3 separate regions of the Homo sapiens genome follow, and regions 1 and 3 are each linked to region 2. A link is a contact called in ENCODE Hi-C or POLR2A ChIA-PET data. All regions are on one chromosome and are shown on one strand. The core of a region is the stretch at or near the end of the contact, and the rest is flanking DNA. Distances in the headings are between cores, read along the strand shown.

The links. Hi-C counts contacts between places; a loop is a spot of excess contacts on that map. ChIA-PET counts read pairs that join two places held with the same protein, here RNA polymerase II (POLR2A). Pooled maps may share reads with other maps.
Region 1: a pooled map shows a loop between it and region 2 (2.0-fold over the local background). The contact joins the promoter of ACVRL1 here to the promoter of ACVR1B in region 2. A Hi-C loop is called at or near these places in 2 of 168 maps with a recorded cell type or tissue (Caco-2 and motor neuron) and 6 of 50 pooled maps. POLR2A ChIA-PET finds 5 or more read pairs at or near these places in 7 of 52 experiments (IMR-90, K562, OCI-LY7 and 4 more).
Region 3: a loop to region 2 is called in a pooled map, with 7 times the contacts of the local background. The contact joins the promoter of ANKRD33 here to the promoter of ACVR1B in region 2. A Hi-C loop is called at or near these places in 4 of 168 maps with a recorded cell type or tissue (Caco-2, astrocyte of the cerebellum, endothelial cell of hepatic sinusoid and 1 more) and 11 of 50 pooled maps. POLR2A ChIA-PET finds 5 or more read pairs at or near these places in 4 of 52 experiments (WTC11, activated CD8-positive, alpha-beta memory T cell and endothelial cell of umbilical vein).

Annotation. Positions count from the first base shown.
Region 1 is chr12:51,905,130-51,908,869 of GRCh38, reverse strand. It overlaps ACVRL1 (activin A receptor like type 1), which reads right to left and starts at 1,366. Exons shown (of 10, transcript NM_000020.3): 1 at 1,175-1,366. RefSeq lists an enhancer at 697-1,205.
Region 2 is chr12:51,949,197-51,953,121 of GRCh38, reverse strand. ACVR1B (activin A receptor type 1B) reads right to left here and starts at 1,423. Exons shown (of 9, transcript NM_004302.5): 1 at 1,288-1,423. The coding sequence starts at 1,378. RefSeq lists silencers at 1,429-1,478, 1,509-1,568 and an enhancer at 1,026-1,645.
Region 3 is chr12:51,885,844-51,889,648 of GRCh38, reverse strand. It overlaps ANKRD33 (ankyrin repeat domain 33), which reads right to left and starts at 1,546. Exons shown (of 5, transcript NM_182608.4): 1 at 1,318-1,546; 2 at 831-1,081; 3 at 453-582; 4 at 167-277. The coding sequence starts at 1,462.

The DNA of each region.
Region 1 (3,740 bases), core at 117-2,616, 44 kb after region 2:
GGTGTGGGCTCTGGAGCATGGAGACCTGGGTTCAAATCCTGCCTTTGCCACTTAGAGGTATGAAATTTGAGACGTTACTTAAACTTTCTGAGGCTTAGGCTTCCCATCATATGTAAAGTGGGAATAATAATAGTGTTATCTCATAGGTAAAATGTAGTACAATTATTTAGCAGAGTATAAGTAGTACACAGTAAGCACTGAAATGTTATCAAGACCCCAACCATGCCATTCACCCCACCATCCAAGGAGTTTTGGACAAGTCCCATATTCATGTCTGTTTCCTTTTCTGTAGGAAGGGGATAGTAACCCCTCTTCCACTAGGTTGCGGCCAGGATTACATGAGAAAAAATATATATATCTAAGTGTCTACATAGTTAGTACTCAATCAATGGTAGCTATTTCTAACAAACCAATGAAATGGGGGGACAGGTGAGAGGACAGGTATTAGGACAGACCCTGACTCAGCCAGAAGCTGGCCATACATAGAGAGAGTGAGAGCAACTGTCCATTATGCCCCTGTCCTTGGAGAAGGAAAGAGGAGCTGGGGCAGCCAGCCCAGCCATGGGTTTCACAGCACTGGCCTCCATGGAAAAATCTGGGGTCCCAGCCTGGGGGGAGACTGGGATCCCCTTTGGCCTGGATCCTGAAGGAAGGTCGTGGCAAGGAGGTGACTGACCATGCGCGCCTAGGGTGAGACTCCTAGGTTGGAGTGATAGTGTCAGATTCCTCAAGCAACAGCTGGAAGGACTGATCTGGGAAAGGTGAGCTCTGCTGGGAGGCTCAACAGCTGTGGAAGTAGGCATTCACTCCAGGTCCACCCAGCGGCCTGGAGGACGTGTGATCCCTTCTATGTGAGTAGAGCAAGACAGGAATCCCACTGCCCATTTTATGAAGAGGGTAGGAGAACAGAGAAGTGAAGTCACTGACCCCAGGTCACCCGACTAGAACCAAGTTTCTGATTTCCAGTCCAGTCTCGTCCATTCCCCTCCAAGTCTCAGGTAGGGTCATGGGAGCTGTGCGTGGTCAGCCAGGAGCAGCTTGCCTTTCTAATGAGCTGGGACTGAGCCTCCCGCGACCACTCTGCGGTGACTCTGGGGTCCGCCCGAAGGAAGGGCCCACTGAAGCGGGGGTCAGGCCGCCCGCCACCCGGTCCCGTCCGCGGACCTCGACTCACCTCTGGGCCCGCTCTGCGGGTGGCGGGGCGCTAGCCTTCGGCGGACCGGGGCCACCTCCCCTCCACCGCGCGGCCGCAGTTGCACCGCCAGCGCTGGACGGCGGGCTGGGGTCCGGGCGCGGCCCCGGACCGGGCTGGAGCCGGGGAGGGGCTCGCTCGGCGCAGCTGGCGCGGCAGCCTCCCGGGACTGGGATGGGGGCTGGAGCAAAAATGTTTCTTATTCCAGCGTCTTCCTGCCTGGCCCAGCTCCACCACTCCCTCCTAATAAACCGTTTCCTTATTGCCCAGCTCGCCGACTGGCCGCCGCTCGCCCCTCGCTGGGGCTGCAGGACCGGGACCCACCCCCGCGCCGCTCCCAGCCCCTCAGGGCGGCCTCCCCTCCCAGCCGCCCGCAGCTCCCGGGTCGCTGGCCCGCACCCGGGCCGGGCCTCCCACATCCGCCTCCCCGAGGGGGCGGGCCTTGGACTCAGGCCGTGGGGGTCCTGTGGGGGTCCCATAGGGGTCCCGTGGGGTCCGGACCCACAGCCGTGGGAGACAGAGCCGAGACTGTAGGCAACGTCTGGCGGCCGGAGTAGTGGGTGGGGGTAGAGGGGGATCGGCTGGCAGCAGCGGAGGGGCCGCCTGGAATCGGGGCGCCGGGAAGGGGCCACCGAGGAAGGGACAGGCGGGGGTGGGACGGGGAGGGACACTACCTATCCTTACCCCACCCTCAGCCCGGGGGTCCTCGGTCTAGGAGGCTTGCAGCAATGAGGGCAGAGTTTGGGGCTAGCAAAATCCAGATGCGTTTTGACTCCGCCCTCGGGAACTCCCGACTTGGCCCAAATCCTTCAGTCCCCTCCCTCGGGCCCCTTCGTCCCCCATTTGTCCCCTCCTGTCTTCAGCAGCCTCTCCCGATCCGCACTCAGCACAGGGGTATACAGGCCCAGAGGACGGCCTTGGGTTAGCCCTGAGGATGGTTTGAGCCCTTCCTGGCCGTTGTGCAGCTGGGTGACAAAGACACCCCCGCCCCGCCAGGGACAGTCAGGATGGAGGGACACGCTGGGAGCAGCCTTGGACCTTCCCCTTCCAGGCAGGGCCCCCACCCCAGCAAATGGAGCTTTAGATAGAGGTGGGGAATGGAGCCTCCCTGGAACTCTGCTGACACAAGGCAGCTGGGGAGGGAAGCAGAATGGCTTCATACCGGCAGGGGAGGGGGACACAGACTCTTCCTGATGCTCCTGCACAGGCTGGGAGCACTGACCTCACTGCCCTGCTTTGCTCCAACCATCTAAGTACCTGCAGGACTCTGGTCTTAGTCCTAGCCTCCTGGTTATCCACAGAGACTCTGAAGTCAAACTACCTACTAGGAATGCAGGCTGGTTGTGTTACCGTAGGCTAGTGACACCTCTCCATGCTTCAGTCCCCCATCTGCTAAATAGGCATAGTAAACCGTGCCAGCCTCATAGGGTGGTTGTGAGAATAGACGGAAATGATGCTTATCTCAGCTCATAGCAAAGATGCTGGCTGGCTGAGCCTGACTCAGAGGAGGCCCTCAATGAAGGCGTTCGTTAATTAAATGAATAAATGAAAAGGCTGGGGAGGGGGTGGCCTCAGAGACACTTGGAAAGACGTGGGTATTAGAAGCAGGAGTAGACCTCTAAGGTGTCTTACTCTAATATGGGGATTCTACAAGATGAGCCAGGGACCCCTCCTCCTGCCCCGCCCCACCTTTTGACAGGAATAGAGGCTGGGGGAGATAATGGCTAAAAGCTCAGACAGGCATCAATTATTGACTGACCTCACTTCCTCTGCTGAAACCCTCCCCATCCCCCACCCCACAGCTGCTTCACAAGTTGTGAGCGTTGTGAATTCCCAGAACCCTGACACACCCAAATTTCAGTGTCAGGACAGAACTGTGTCCTGCAGCCAATAGGAAGTACTATGGGATTACGATATCTGCTCTTTCAGATTATAGCGGCCACTTGGGCCCTCTACGAGCTGGAGAACTGGGAGCCTGGCCGCGGGTCTGTCTTTCACACTCTCTCTCCCTGCTCCGCTATGGCTTCTGGTCAACCTTTTCCTCCCCCAACCCCTGGATCTCTGTCCTGAGAAGCGAGAGTCGGGGCTTCCCAAAGGAAGCCTTTAGTCTGAGAGGCACACTGAGCACAGAAACTTCGAGATGGACAAAAGCTGAGAGTCACTTCTAACAGTCAGTGGGGGATGGAAGACTATCTGGACCAGCGTTCGTGAAACAGATAAAAATAGAGTACATTTTGGGAGCTGGAAGAGAGGACCCAGGGGGGGCTGGAGTCTGTTCATCAGTGCTGGAATCTTCCCCATCTCCCCAGAGCACTGAGCCCTCTGGCCCCTGACTGGTGCTCTTTGGGGCTCTTGTGAACCCCATGCCTTCCAAAGCACACAGAGAACCTGGGGGAGGTGTCAGAGTTGGAGATCCAGAGTTGGAGAAAGCCCTGGAGAGTCATCCCAATGAGAAAAGGGAAAAGGAATTACAGACTGTGTCCAAGTCTACAAGAATTAATTACTCAGAGGGACCAGCTGTTCCCCATATTCAGTGAGGACAGAACAA
Region 2 (3,925 bases), core at 174-2,673:
GGAGCGAATACAATCCTGATCATCTCTCCCAGATCCATCTGTGGGTCAATAATCGCTTCAATATAACTGCCAAATATAACCTTCATCTGCTACCCCAAGGCCAAAACACATTCGCCAAGACTCTCTTAAATGAAATATTTTAGGGTTTCATCTGCTCTTCTCAGCCCCCAAAGCCTCAAAAACAACACAGCCAGCGAAGTGTCCCGCAAAAAGGTACCCGCTTCTACAGAGAGGAGAGTGGGGGGGTGGTATAAGGCGAGCCGCAGACTGTGGGGATTGGGAGGTAAGGGGTGTGTGAGGGTGGGCGGGCTGGGAAGAGGCATCGTGTAGGAAGGTAAATAAGTACTGACCAAGGGCCGGGAATACAGTCCAGTGGTGGGATCTTTAAATAATCTTGGGGGTTTGGAGACAGGTTCCAGGATTTCACCTGAAAGGCATCCACAAAGTGATTAACTGAATGGGCCCCCCGGGGTAGGGTGGGGGAGGCGAGGAGGAAAGCAAATACACCTAGATTCACATCAACCCTTGGGGAACTCGGTTCCATAGGGTTAGGGATTCCAAAGCCAGGCTCCAAAAAGGTTTAGGGGCCTGTTCGTCCCACTTCCTCCAAATAGCCTCCACGGGGCATGAGTGCCGGAGGGCGGAGGGGGGATTGCCCCACTGAACTCAAGGGATTGAGTGAAGGGGAAATGTGACTCCCTTTCCCAGAACATTAGGGAGGCAGTGGAGGGAGGGGAAGAAACACGCCAAGTGCAGGACCTGAAGGAAAGGTTAGAGACCCCTTCCCCTACAGTCTGAGGTGCGCGGACTCTCAACATCAGGTTCCCTCGGAGAGGCTAAGACCCCACCGCCCGAACCCCACAGTCTTGGCGGGAGAAAGACGCCCCCCAGGAGCACCTGGAGGGAGGGAAGAAAGCCCCCCGCCCCTGGACACGGTGAAGGGCAGAAACCACGGACCTCCAAATCTTGGAGCTGGAGGCTCAGACTCCCCTCTCTGGAACACGAGGGCGCTGGGAGCGCGACCCCTGAGAACTGCCCGAATCCAGTTCCGCCTGGAACAGGGCTCGGGTCCCCAGGGGCCCGGCGTGAGCTCCGTCGCCGCCGGGCGGCTGCGCCTCGGAGATCGGGGAAGCTGACTGGGGGTCACCCCGACTCCTCTGCGCCCCCCACCCGGCCATATTGTGCTCGTGGGGAGGGGGCGCGCTGTAGTCCAGCGGCCGCGGCTCGAGGCCTCGCCCTTGCCGGGCCCTCTCCATCCCGGCCCCCGCCCCCCGTCCCAGGACTCACCCTGGACCCCCCGGGGCCCGGACCCGCCGCTGCCGGCGAGCAGGAGGACAACAAGGGGGAAGAAGGAGGAGGCTCCGGCCGACTCCGCCATAGTAACCACCGCCGCCGCCGCCGCCGCCGCAGCCCAGCAGCGCCCAGCGCGCGCGCGCGCGCCCCCGGCGCCTCCCCTCCTCCCGCGGCCCGGCTCCCGCCTCCCTCTCCTCCGCCCGGCGCCTGCACGTGCGCTCCCGGCGGAGCCGGCGCCGCGGCCGCCGCGCGCGCCCCCGAAGGGCGGGGCCGGGGCGCGCGCGGGCGCCCGCCTTAAAGGGGAGTGTCCCTGTTAAAGGGGTGGGCGGGGCTCACGCCTCGGCCAACTTCGCGGATCGGTGCCGAGCCCGGCGCGGAGGAGGCCGGAGCCGAACGTGCAGTCTCCTCCCTCTCCTGCACCCCACGCAGTGCAGAATTATCTTATCAGAGTCGATCCCCCGCCCCCGTCGAATATTCTACGAATCCCGTGCGTGTTCCAGTTCCTCCATCCCTGCGCCTAGCCTCAAGCCCCCAGCGCGTCCCCTGGGATCATCGCCGCGGTCTCCTAACTGGTTTCCCTGCCTCGCCTCGCCCCCTGCCATCCTCTGGACGCGGCAGCCTGTGTGATGGAATCGCGGCACGCGCCTTTTCAGAACATAGCAAAGCTCTTTATTGATGACAGTATGGGTGAGGGTGCCGTGTGAGGCACTCTGATTGGGCTGGTAGGTAGAACCCTTTTGGTAAACAATTGGCATTATGCATCAAATGCCTTAAAATCTTCATATCCATTTACCCAGTATTGTCCCCTGTCCTCAAGAAATAATAAGAGGACAGATGTTTATGAAAAATGTTAACTGTATATTTATCATTGTAAAAAAGGTAGAAACTAAGTAGACAATAATAGAAAATGTTAAATTATGGCCCATCCATATGATGGAACATTATTTAGTAATTTAAAATCCTGTTTACAAAAACTATTGACATGAGAAAATGCTTACAAGATAATGTTAAATTAAAAAAGCAAAATGCAACACTGTTTACAGTATTATTCAAATTGTACTGATAATATGTGTTTATAGGAAAAAAAGACTGGAAGGATATTTACCCAATAGTAACAGTAGTTATTGCCATAATTTTTTTACTTTTAACATTTCAATAATTTCTAAATATTTTTCAAATAAATGTTACTTTCAAATCTAGAAGAAATGCTTAAGAAAGTAAACAAATCACTCCGTATCTTTCTGAAAAGAGGTCAGTTTCTTTAGCTTGAGAAAGAACTTGATATAAAGGAAAGGGCAGAATTTTTGCAGCCAGAGAATTCTGGATCTGAATTCTGCTTCCTACTAACTAGCTGTGAAAACTTGGGCAAGGTTTGAACCTCTCTAAGCACAGCTTCACCATCTGAGATCTAGGGGTGGAAAGGATGGCCAAGAGATAGGGAGAACAGTTGCTTAAATGGAATTCTCACCTTCTAAGTTTCACCAACCTGAAGAACTCCCATCGTCATATCCGGAAAAAATAAAGCTGAAGACACACTCGCCAGACACAGTGTACACACAATCACATAAAGTCATGGGGAGGCATTGTCTACAAGTTGGTCAGTGTAGCTGGATGAGTAAATAACTTATTCTCCTCTCCCTCATCTCCCCCAAATAGGCACACCCCACCCAGTCCGTCTAAGTGGTTTCCAATCCATGCTCTATCCACCAAGCTGTGGTGCACACAGTGCTAGGTTACTGTGTTAGTTTCCTACTACCAAACTGGGTAGCTTAAAATACAAATGTATTCTCTCACTGTTCTGGAGGCTAGAAATCTGAAACCATGGTGTTGGCAGGGCCATGTGCTCTCTGAAGGCTCTAGGGAAGAATCCTTCCTTGCCTCTTCTAGCTTCTGGTGGTTCCCAGGATCCTTGGTGTTGTTTGGTTTGCGGAAGCATAACCCCATGTCTTCACATGGTTATCTTCCCTCTGCATCTACATCTCTGTCCACATTCCTCTCTTCTTATAAGGATACCAGTCATTGGATTAGGGCCCACCCTAATCCAGTATGAGTGCAAATGATCTTAATTGGTTACATCTGCTGCTAAGATCCTCGTTCCAAGTAAGATTACATTCGCAGGTTCCTGGTAGACACGAATTTTGGGTGGACACTATTCAACCCAGTACAGTCACCAACCCCTGCAGTTAAGAAGGGAAAGCCAACCCCTCAGGAGCACATATCTGAAGCCAGGGGGGAGGGAGGTATCTTTCCTTATTTCTTGCTAAGTGCTGCCACTGTGGCTTCGAGGCCAGGGGTCCCAGAGGGGACCTGTGGTTGCTTCACTCCTAGACAGTAAAGTCAGCCACACAGCTAAATATACAGATCAGGGAACCAGAATGCTGGCTCCACAGACCAAATGCCACCTCCGTCAGCTCCATCAGCTCACTTGACAGCATTGAACTTTGGGCAAGATACTTTACCTCCCTAAACCTCAATTTACTCATCTTGTAAAATGGAGCTAATAATAGTTCTATGTCATACAGATATTGTTAGTATTGATAAAATATGGTAAAGCATTTAGCATAATCTCTGACACATAGGAAGTGATCTAAAAAGAATAGCTATTATCATCATTATGAGTTGACCTTCACTA
Region 3 (3,805 bases), core at 297-2,796, 64 kb after region 2:
CCAGGAAGGTGAACTAGATTGATCCCCCATCTCCACCTCTCTCCTTTCTGCAAATAATCACAGCTGACTTAGTGTCTGGTGGGAAGGCTTGGAGGAGGGACTGGAGGCCACACACCCCGGTCCAGGCCCCGCACACCTGCCATGAGGAGGGTGGCCACGCACTCACAGCGGTTCCGCATGGCAGCCTTCATTAACGCCGTGAGCCCCCGCTGGTCCCGGCGTTCCAGGTCCAGGCCCACATAGTAGTTGAGCAGGAGACTCACTAGAGGCACGTGGCCTGCAGGGCAGCAAGGGTAAGCTTGGTCCCCAGGAAAGGGGGTGATGAAGCTCCCAAACCGCCCTCCACCCAGCATGACAGAGTCTGGTGTAGAACACCGTGCAACAAGGGTGGGGCTGAGGCCCTGTCTGCATCAAAAGGGGGCTGTCGGAAGTGGGGTGCAGCAGCCTCACACCTGCTTGGGCAGCCAACATGAGGGCCGTGTCCCCTCCTTTGTCCTGCTGGTTCACATCAAGGAAAGGACAGTGGCTGAGCAGGGCCACAACACTCTGGAAGCCGTGGTAGCATGCGACCATGAGGCCTGTCTGAGGGAGGGGCAGCTCAGATCCCCTGCTTTCCCCCTGGGCCACTCCAGGGCCCCTTGCACCCTCTAAACCCATATCTGTCCCAGAGCCTGCCCCAAACCCCGTGAAGACCCGCCCTTAACCATTCCCTTCCTCCTTAGGACTGCAGGAGGTATTGCCCCTGAACCCCTCTCAGGGAGCCAGGCCAGGACGGTGTGGTGGGGATGCAAAGATGCCCCCAGCTGTTCTGGGAAGCCAGGACATCTCACCCTCCCATTGCTGTCCACCTGGGTGGCCTCCTCTGGGGAGACCCCACCATCCAGTATGGCTTGGAGCTGGGTGGGATCATTGTGGACACAGGCCCAATACAGGGCCCCCAGCCTGCAGCCTGGGGTGGGGGTCTCCTTGCCCGGGCAGGGCAGTGCCTCAGACATGTCCAGCCGTCTCCTGTGCAATGCCAGCTCTTCCTCTTCCAGGCAGGGAACCAGAAGGTGAGTCCCTTTTCTCATGCAGCTGGCATCTAAAACACAGAATGGAGAGGAGTAGTGAGTGTCTCCCTGGATCCTAGGGAGGGGACCCAGCAGCTGCGAAGTGCACAGCCCTTGCCCCAGGGAAAACATTTATCCCAGCAGGGGTCTCGCCCCATCCACCCTGAGAAAGGACAAGCGCTGGGTCAGGAGCCCTAAGCAAGCAGGGTTCACTCTAGGTCAGCACCCCAGTGAGACTCACGGAGAGAGGGTCGTCGTTTTTTCTTACTTGGGGTTCGTAGGGTATCTATGAGGCAGTCAACGCGGGGCACAGCCCAGGCTCCGCGGAGCACAATCACTGGGTCTCCGAATGCCTCCAGGTGGACTATCCCTCCCCAGGAAGCAACGCAGGTAACAGATGGCTGGACTTTCATAAAGAGCTGCTGCAAACACCTCGGGGCTGAGCCGGATCAAGCAGCTGGGACTGGGGCCCCATGCGGGGCGGGTGGTCACGTCTCAGGAGCGGACTCAGACCAGCCCCAAGATCCTCCGGGTGGGCGGGGCCTGAGCCGGGCAGCTCCTCCCCGCCGGGGCGGGCTCACAAAGACGACTCCTCCTGACGGACGCGCCCACTCTCAGCCTTGGGGACGCCGGCGGAGATGCTGCCTCGTGGGGTCTTGGCCCAACTTTTTAGGCCCAGCCTAAAGCCCCTCCTAATTGGGTGGAGCGCGACTTGCTGAAGGGGTGGTTGCGGGAGAGGGGGTGAGTGAATGCAGGTATCTCATTAAATAGGGTTGGTACTCTCAGAATGACCCTGGGGTGGGGTCTCCAGGGGGGTCACCTGAACTTATTTTTTGAGGTTCTGGGGAAATAAAAACATAATTGTCAAATTATGAGTATAGAGCTGGGCCCGGTGGCTCACGTCTGTTATCCCAGCGACTCAGGAGGCTGAGGTGGGAGGATCGCTTGAGCCCGGGAGGTCGAGGCTGCAATGAACCGATGTCGCGCCACTGAACTCTAGCCTGGGCAACAGAGGGAGACCTCCTTTTAAAAAAAAATTGTGGCCAGGCGGGGTGGCTCACGCCTGTAATCCCAGCACTTTGAGATTCCAAGACGGGTGGATTATCTGAGGTCAGGAGTTCAAGAACAGCCTGGCTAACATGGCAAAACCCTGTCTCTACTAAAAATACAAAAATTAGCTGGGCTTGGTGGTGGGCGCCTGTAATCCCAGCTACTCAGGAGGCTGAGGCAGGAGAATCACTTGAACCCGGGAGGCAGAGGTTGCAGTAAGCCGGGATCGCACCATTGCTCTCCAGCCTAGGCAACAAGAGCGAAACTCCTTCTCAAAAAACAAAACAAACAAACAAACGAAATTGTGAGTACCGACATTATGTGTCTAGTGCAGGTGGGCAGTCGGGGCACAAAGTGCGGCAGGCAGTAGTGAGGGAGGGATTGGCCAGAAATTATGATGTATGAAATTTAATAGATTAGTTTCAGTGTGATAAATTAAATATGAAATATTTAAATTAAATGATCTGTTAATATAATGATAAATTGTTATCAAAATATTCTTTAATATTTATATTACATATTAAGCTTGATGGATTGGTCTTGGTCCACAGATGTAGAAAATGGAGCCAATGATATTCCCCCATTGGTATCACTCCCATCATCAGACTGTACAAGACCTCTCTCTTGTTTTGTTTTACTTTCTTTAGTTTCTCTCTTTCACCCTTAATCCCCACATCCCATTCTCCTCCACCCTTTACCAACTGGCACTTGTATATCCTTGAAAATGTACATTTCATTGAAAAAGATAGTACTGATTTGTGTGTTTTTATTTTATTTTTTTCTTTTTAGAAACAGGGTCTTACTCTGTCACCTGGGCTGGAGTGGAGTGGCATGATCATAGCTTACTGCAGCCTCAAACTCCTGGGCTTAAGTGATTCTCCCACCTCAGCCTCCCGAGAAGCTACGAGCTTCTCGGAGGCACACAGGTGTGTGCCACCGCGCCTGTCTAACTTTTTTATGTAGAGATGGGGATCTCACTTTGTTGCCCAGGCTGGTCTCAAACTCCTGGCATCAAGTGATCCTCCTGTCTTGGCATCCCACAGTGCTGGGATTGCAGGCATGAGCCTCCATGCTCTGCTTGTATGTGTTTTTAACTAACATGTTATGAATTGTGCTATAGAACTTATTCTGTTAGTTTTTTCTTTTTCACTTAAGCTCCATCCTTATTGCTTTAGGTGCAGTGTATCAGTTGGATGTGCATTTGGTTTTTAGTAACCAAAAAGCTGAATGGTATGTTGTCCATAATAGACGGGCTCCTCAACATTAATCTAAAACTGCTTTCAGTGTTTCTTCTGCGCTGCAGAAGTTGGAAAGCTAAAACAACCCTTCCCAGATTCCCTTGAGCTATGACTCTGTGGTTTGCGTCCTGCTCTTGTGCAAGATATAAATTTGGAACAGAGCTACGTAGCATGGGACATCCGTTTTGCTGTCACAGGTCATGGCAGCAGCAGCAAGGCTCTGGTGAGCAGCTTCCTGATTCATCAGCTTCCTGTAGTAGTGACTGTTGTTTTCTCAATCACAGGCAGAGGTCATGTGACTCTCAAAGCTGGGGGTTGTTCCTGGACCTAAGCCTGCTTCTCCATCCCTTTCTGTTTAAACTGATCAGATTTCTTTCTTTCTTTCTTTCTTTCTTTCTTTTTTTTTTTTTTTTGAGACAGAGTTTCACTCTTGTTGCCCAGGCTGGAGTGCAATGGCGCGATCTCGGC